Linked DNA regions of Mus musculus: regions 1 and 2 are each linked to region 3. The links are chromatin loops, found by intact Hi-C in ENCODE. Cell type or tissue: left cerebral cortex. All regions are shown on one strand.

Region 1 (2,500 bases), 190 kb before region 3:
AACAGTTCAATATAACTGAAGTTGCTACTCAGAGAATACAGTGAGAAGGAACAGGACCTTTTTTCATGAGTTCCTGTCACTGTGCATCACCAAACATGATCTAGTACTGGCTACATTCTACAGTGGGTTTTACAGAATGAAAGTTTTGTCACTTGGATAGCTTGCTTTCCCTCCCTCAGTGGAGTACAATTATTTGTGGACCCTGTTCTGATGACTATGCTAACTGCTGCTAAACTATCCCACTTTAAAACATATTACACATAAGCCTTCTACAATCCAGAAGGTAAAGTCAATGAGTGGTACAGGACGCAAAGCTGAAGACTGCAAACAGTAAGTCCGAGAGTTGACACTAATGGACCCGCAAGTCCCCTCCACACTGAGAGGGGTTATGTTGGCTGGGTGAGGTGGGAAGGCACATGCTAACGTAGGCAGTACTGTTCTCTGATACTGGGTCCTAGCTTGCACAGAAAGGAGCATGCTAGCCAAACACAAGGCCTCCTTGCTCTCCACATCCTGACTGTGGGTGGAAACTGCTGCCTGGACTTTACCACCATGACTAACTTTAAATCCAACTGAGCAGGCGTAAAGCCTCTTCCCTGACATCTTCCTCTGCACAGCTTCTGTAACACTGGCGGCAAAAGGAATTCAGACAGACAGGATAAAGCTATCTGAAATTGATTTCTTTCCGTAGTAAATGGAAAATGTGTGGAAATTTTCACCATTTATGACATTTTACACACTGTAGTTTATACGGTCTTCACTGTTACTAAGGATAGAAAAATTAATATCAAAACACTAATTTCCTGATGTACCAGAAAGATAAAGGGGCTTAAGCTTAGTAACATGTTAGAAATATCTGAAAGTTCATAATGTGTATAAATATGGATACTTAAAACATCACAAAATGTTTTTATTTTATGAATATATATTCCACATTATTTTCATGGGATCTAAGGCTATCCATTTATGAGTAAGTAAGAAAGATTTTCTAGCCTCATGAAAATATATTATCTACATTTCTACAAATATTGGAATTAGCATCTCATAAGTGGATCCTCAAAAAATGTTTTTCTCCTTAACTGGTGCTTTGACTTTAAGTTATATGGTTGGATAATATTTGTAGTTTAGGAATGCTTGAATTTTGAAACTTAAAGATTGTTTCATCACTTTCTTTAACAATGATATTAATAACATGTTCTGTTCTGTCAGAGAGCACCACACCAGTGCTCTGCTTGCAACACACGAAAGAACTGCTTACCTGGTAATTAGTATCACCAAGCAATAACTCAGGCAGGCAGGTACCTGAAGCAGCGTGTGCCCAGCAGGTCACACTGCCACTCAGAATGATCTCTGTAAACATGTGAGCTGAGTGACCAGAAGGTGGCGCTGCAGGGCTACATGTAAGAGTTGAAGCAACTGGTCTCAAACTGTGGGCCCTGACCCCTTTTGGCAACTAGCTCTCAAAAACATTTACATTATATTTCATAACAGTAGCAAAATTACAGTTATAAAGTAGCAACAATAATAATTTTATGGCTGGGGTCACCACAACATGAGGAACTGTATTAAAGGGTCGCAGCACTCATTAGGAAGACTGAGAATCACTTTTTAAACCCTCCAGCTAAGTGGCGGATACTAACCTAGAGTTTCTCTTCTCAAGGTTTAGTTTCTTTCCTCTGACCAAAGGTGTCACAGTGTGTTACAGAATGCCAGGGCAGTATGAGTTTAGGAGGAAATTTATTCAGACATGTATTTTAAACAAACCATATATCACATATTATTACTATGTCAAAAATCAAAAGGCCTTGCAGATTGACATTCCTTGAAAGCTTCAATTACATGGCTCAATACTTTTATTTCTCAAGATGATTACAGATAAGTTGTTTTGATCATGAGTACTTGTATAGGACAATGAAGAACAAGAGAAATACCTTTTGTGTGTGTGTAAACTATAGACTCGGCATAAGATTTTAAAATTCTCAACAAAAGTCAACCTTTCTTCATTTATACCTTATGACACGATATAAGAAGCTTTAAAGAACCTGTTTATTATACAAAGCACACACAACTGGGATGGAAGAGACGATGGGGGGTGAAACGTACTGGCTGCTCTTGTGGGACACCCGAGTTCAGTTCCCAGCACCCACATGAGGCCAGCTCCAGGGCAATTCTGTTCCTTCTTCGGCCTCCTGGAGACTGGTACCCATGTGCACATACTCACATAGACTTGCATACACATACATAATTTAAAGTAAAATCATCTTTTTACAAAAAGCATATATGACTGAAGATGGTGTCACTTTGCATATTTTCTTTGAGCGCTCAGAGACCTGGCCACTGGGAATCAGCTGAGGACACCATTCTCCATCATTCTCTATCACCACACATTTCAGGCTTTAGCGTTTGCATTGGCCTTTTCTGTAGGTGACATAAAGCAACATTTGGCCCCGTCCTTTTCAACCTAAGTTAACATGAATTTTAACAAATCAATTGTTTTCTT
Region 2 (2,500 bases), 210 kb after region 3:
GGCTGCAGCAATATCGTGACGGAACCTTTCCCTCTATCATTTTATGTTATGAGAACTCCGGTATTCAAAGCACAGACTCAGGGCTGGAGAGATGCCTCAAAGGTTAAGAGCACTGGCTGCTCTTCCAGAGGTCCTGAGTTCAATTCCCAGCAACCACATGGTGGCTCGCATCTATAATGGAATTGGGTCCGATGACCTCTGCTGCTGTGTCTGAAGACAGTGACAGTGTACTCACATACGTAAAAAAAGAAATAAATCTCAAAAAACAAAACAAAACAAAACAAAAAAGCACAAACTCAGTATGATGAGTCACATCCCCAGAGACCTCCAACCAGAACAGCAGCTTTCAGACAATGGAACTGCGGCAGAGCTTTTTCTCCACCAGGTGAGGTCCAGCTTCCTATTACTGTGGTGCATCAGCTTACAGGGAGGGAAGGCTTGTCTCGGTTCACGCTTTGGAGGGTTCAGGCCATGGCTTCCTGGCTTGAGTGCTTTTCAGCCTTTGATATATGCACTGCAGGGAAGAAAAGTGAGATGTTAATTATCCTTCCCTGATGCAGAGTAATGTAATAGTTAATATCCCGAAATTTAATGGTTTGATTGGTCATCACGGCAGGATTGTGTGGCAGAGGAAGTGCCACACTTCCTTCTTACTTCGTGGAATCTGGGAAGCAGAAAGGGGGAGGCTGTGGTCCCAGTATTCCTCTCAAGAGCACAGGCATAGTGACCAGACTTGGTTCTAATAGGCCGATCTCAACAGCCTTGGGACCAAGCCCTCAACAACTGTGCCTGTGGGGCACTTTGTTACCATTCTGTCTAAACCCCACCCTACAATTACCTAGCAACAGCCAGGTAGGTAGGCCTGACCCACTCACTAAAAAGGGGCTGTTTTCCCCCTCCTAACTCTCTTGTTCTCGTGCTCTCTTGTTCTTTCTTGCCCTCTTGGGCTCTTCCCTTCCCCTATTCCTTCCACATGTTCCCTATACCCTTCCCCCCTCTCTCCACATGTTCATGGCCAGCCTCTACTCCTTTACTCTCTCCCTCTCTCTGCCTTTCTCTGCCTCTACTACCCTCTTAACTCCCCTCCCCATGCCCTGAATAAACTCTATTCTATACTATACTGTCATCATCATTGTGTGGCTGTTCCCTCAGGGGGAAGGGATGCCTCAGCATGGCCTGCCAAGACACCCCCTTCCCCATACCACACCACACCCTCCTAGAACATACTCCCTCTCTCTTTATCTTTTTAGAAACACATCACACTTTGAGATCCAAAGTGTAGCAAGTACTCCATTCTGTCATCACAACTGTCCTGAAAAATCTGTGTCACTCCTTCCTTTCAGCGTCTGGAAGTTGATGCTCAGCAGGCTTTTGAGATAGACTCAGGGCAGAGCCTTTCTCCCCTTGAGTCTTCCCCTCATTGTCTTGCTTCAGGACTGGTGACACTGGGGTGGGTGGGATTGGCAGAGCTTCCCGTTAGACTAGGAACCTTTTATAAGCTGAATCAGTAACATTTCTCTAGTACATTTCCTTGTGCACCTCTATTTTGTTGGCTGATAAAACACAAGTCTTTCTGGAGTGATTCCTGAAGCAGGCAGGAGTCTGGGTAAAAGGCATATAAAGGTTCCCAGCTGGGCGGAGCTGCTACAGTCTCCTCCCCACCCTCGAGTACCACCTGACTAGGGCAAGGTGGGCGAGGACACTTCCTCTGCTGAACACCTGTCCAAGTCTGGACAAAACACCACAGCCTGTCCCTTTGTTTCTCTTTGCACAGCTGACAAAGCTTGGAGTTTTTCAAAAGAACTCTTTCCTAAAACATCACTGGGGGAAAAACAATGCCCGAACAAAGAAAAAACCAAAAGGGAAAAGCCGCCTTCAAAGTTCTAAGGTCCAAGCCCACAAAGGCTCGCACTTCCCCCAAGTGTGCAGACTTGTTTGGCTTCCTGGCCTTCCAAGTCCCTCTGCTTTGACTCCTGCACCTTTTCTCCTTGACACACCTGTCTTTGTCTCCTCTTGCCACATAAGAAGTGAAAGGCTGGTGTCACTGTGTAAGAACCGCGGCCCGGCCCTGTGGAGGCTGCCGCGTGAGGAACAGGAAGCCACTGGGTCTGGATTGAGTTCCCTTTCTCTGGGGTAAGAGGTGTAGGGCCCTGGACAAAGGAGCAGAGATTCAGGGCAGGGCCCTGCATCTGCAACTGCCAGATGTCCTGGGCTGTACAACAGGATTGGATAAGCCTTAGCGTCCTCAGCAAGTTGGAAACCTGAAGGACATCATGAAATGGCACATAGGGAGTACTGAACAGTCTGGCCCATGGAAAGCTGAACTTGGCATGAACTACTGTTGTTTCTGCAACGGGCAGCTGGAGCCCATGAAGCAGGTGCAGAGCCCGGTGACAGGTGAATGAATTTTGGATGTTCACAGCTCTGGGAATGCCATGACATCATGAACAAAAGCTTTGTTCTTGCCACTCAGGTCTCTGGCCAAACCTGTGTGTGCACT
Region 3 (2,500 bases):
AATTTCAATTCTAACTTGCAATCTTTCGTTCAAACCGATGTATTTATAGATGGATAAATGACTATTAAAATTTCTCTGTCTTAGGTGGTAGAAAGATATATTTTTAAGTCTCCACAAAGTAGAATAAATAAATAATTTCAGAGTAATAATGTCTGTTAAATTACACATTCACTTCTAAAGAGTTTTCAAACTTTGAGCAAAATTTAAAGTGCTTCTGGAGACAATAGTTAAAAAAAAATCTGTTATTCCTTAGCAGTATATGTGTGTGTATCCTGTTAATATTTTTATTAGAATGTACTCGTTGTGCAAACTGATGGATTTCCTTGTGATATTTTAATGACTGTGCATTGTGAGCTTTGATTTTATTCACTTTGGTCCCTGCCCTGCTCTGACTCGCCTGCTTCTGGTTTCTTCTTGAGTCTAGACGCCACGTGAACTAGGATCCTTGTTTTAATATATACGTAATATATATTTTGTCAAGGTTTGAGACTCTAAGACTATAAAGTTTTATTAATAAATCAGAAATACAACTGCATCAGAAATAATTTAGTGTGGCCATAGCAGTAATTTATTGTATTTAAAGGAACATAGAAAGTTATTTGTATAAGTATTTTATCTCATTGTCCCTTCTAGTTCAAATTTTACAAAAGGAATTCAGAATTAGGAAAAAGTCAGTAAGTATTAAAGTTTCAGTTTTAAACCCAGTTAAAAGTGGAGCGATGCTTAAATAGCAATAGCTGTGATAAACAACTGAAGGAAAGTTTCACCAAGCGCAGACCTTAGAGGATTTTGTTGTTACTAATATATAGTTTGTGTTTTTTACTTTAATGTCTGTTTTATTTGGTTTTAGTACTACAAGTTTTAGTAAAATTTTGACCCCTTGTTTATTTTATTTTTAAAGACAGTAATGAAGTCATGAAAGGGCGGTCAGGATTTTGTGTTTTTGTACAGGAATAAAATGAAAGGCTTTTAATGTTTCCTTGTGAAAAATGAAAAGTATTAAGAAAGCATTTGGACAGGGTTCTAATAGGAGCTTGGGGACCAGACTTAAAGTCTATAATTTCTAGAAAAATAGTAGGACACTTAAATGTAGTAACATAATTTAAATTTTAGTTACATTTGATATTAATTAGTAGTCGTGCTCTGTTTCGAGATTAAAACGCTCCAAGGGATTCATTTTAAAAACACTCTCTCAATGAACCACCAGGGGTCGCAAGAGGACACACAATGCCTAGATTGGTTACTTTCCTTTTGGAGCCAGCCAGCTGTCTCTGCCACCTACCACAGCCAAACAATCTTCATGGTCCCGGAGATAAGAAAAAAAAAAAATCGCATTTTCAAAGCAGGAAACATGAAGTTCGAACTTGGATTGCAAAATTGTCTAGATTACTGAAATAAAAAAGGATTGAGGTTTGAAAAAATGCTTTTGAAAATGGATTTTTAAGGAAGTTATTTAAAAAAAGGTTGTTAATTAATAACAAAGAGCTAGATAGTGTAAGATTCTGTGTATATGAATGTCCTGTCTCTTTGGCAGTACAAATGAATTAGTGACTCCCTAGGGCTGCGGGGAGGCGTTGAGTGGGAGTTGGGGCGATAAAGTGACTGTAGTGTTTCTTTAGGATACACGACTATTGTTAAATTATACTATATGATGATGGCTGTATCGTTGTGGACATACTAAAAGCCATCGAATTGCACACTTCAAATGAATGAACCTTGTTTCACAAATCATAGGGACATAAAACATTAAAACAAAGGCTTTTGTGTATAAATGTGAATGTGGAAATTCCCAGGTTTATTTTCTTCCTAGTCATGGGGTTTGGATAATCAGTAATGATGCATTTTATGATTTAAATTTCACTGAAATAAATAAGGCATGGTTTTTGTCATTTCAGGTGAGGGTTGGTAGCTGTTCAGGTAGAAGAGCTCCTGGTGATGGAGGGGACACAGTGCCAGGGGCCCTGGGACCCCAGCTCTCAAGACTTCCCTTCCCCCACACCTCATCTTCCTCGAGGTCAGAACTTGATCAGTTCAGTGACTTTTTCAGCACTTCTGGAATCTTCTCTGTCTACTGGCATCTATGTGACCTTCTGCACGTTTAGGAACCTTCCCAAGCGCCTCCAGCCAGCCCTGGTCCATATTTGCACATTTCTTGAGTGAGGCAAAGAATCAGCCTTATGGTCTGAGGTTGTTAAGTCTGTTTTGGAAGCAGATGTTGGAACCTTCTGCTAAATTAGTTACGTTTGGAAGCCTGAATAAAACATGACTTATATTTAAAAATTTTTAATACATTTAGCTTATTGCATTAAAATGCATAATGAAAATTATAAGAATTTCCAAAATTGGAATTTCATATGTAACAAGTGATCTAGCAAGCAGTCATGTTCAATTATAGTTAATAAATATACAGCTCACCTATGCCCCTCTACTTTTAACTCAGCATCTTAAAATGTGGAAAGTGGTGATACACATTTTTTAGATATATGAACATTTTCAGAGA

The links. Peaks named below come from ENCODE experiments on the same cell type or tissue, not always from the same donor. Only the 100,000 strongest peaks of a DNase experiment are listed, where the experiment ranks them.
Region 1: a loop joins it to region 3, with 2.6 times the contacts of the local background. A loop is called at or near these places in 16 of 42 quality-filtered maps.
Region 2: a loop joins it to region 3, with 2.7 times the contacts of the local background. A loop is called at or near these places in 2 of 42 quality-filtered maps.

The regions. Positions count from the first base shown.
Region 1 is chr13:30,887,320-30,889,819 of GRCm38, forward strand. All of the region lies in intron 11 of Exoc2 (exocyst complex component 2), which reads right to left. Among named protein-coding and RNA genes, the nearest start is that of Hus1b, 59 kb to the right of the region's middle. In left cerebral cortex, a CTCF peak has its summit at 1,380 (motif pointing right); DNase peaks (open chromatin) are centred at 545 and 1,381.
Region 2 is chr13:31,291,111-31,293,610 of GRCm38, forward strand. No RefSeq gene overlaps it. Among named protein-coding and RNA genes, the nearest start is that of 4930401O12Rik, 51 kb to the left of the region's middle. In left cerebral cortex, no CTCF peak of the experiment used is centred here; a DNase peak (open chromatin) is centred at 1,268.
Region 3 is chr13:31,081,388-31,083,887 of GRCm38, forward strand. It overlaps Gm35302 (a long non-coding RNA gene), which reads left to right. Exons shown (of 4, transcript XR_382159.2): 3 at 1,896-2,014. Among named protein-coding and RNA genes, the nearest start is that of Gm35302, 1.7 kb to the left of the region's middle. In left cerebral cortex, a CTCF peak has its summit at 1,199 (motif pointing right); a DNase peak (open chromatin) is centred at 1,220.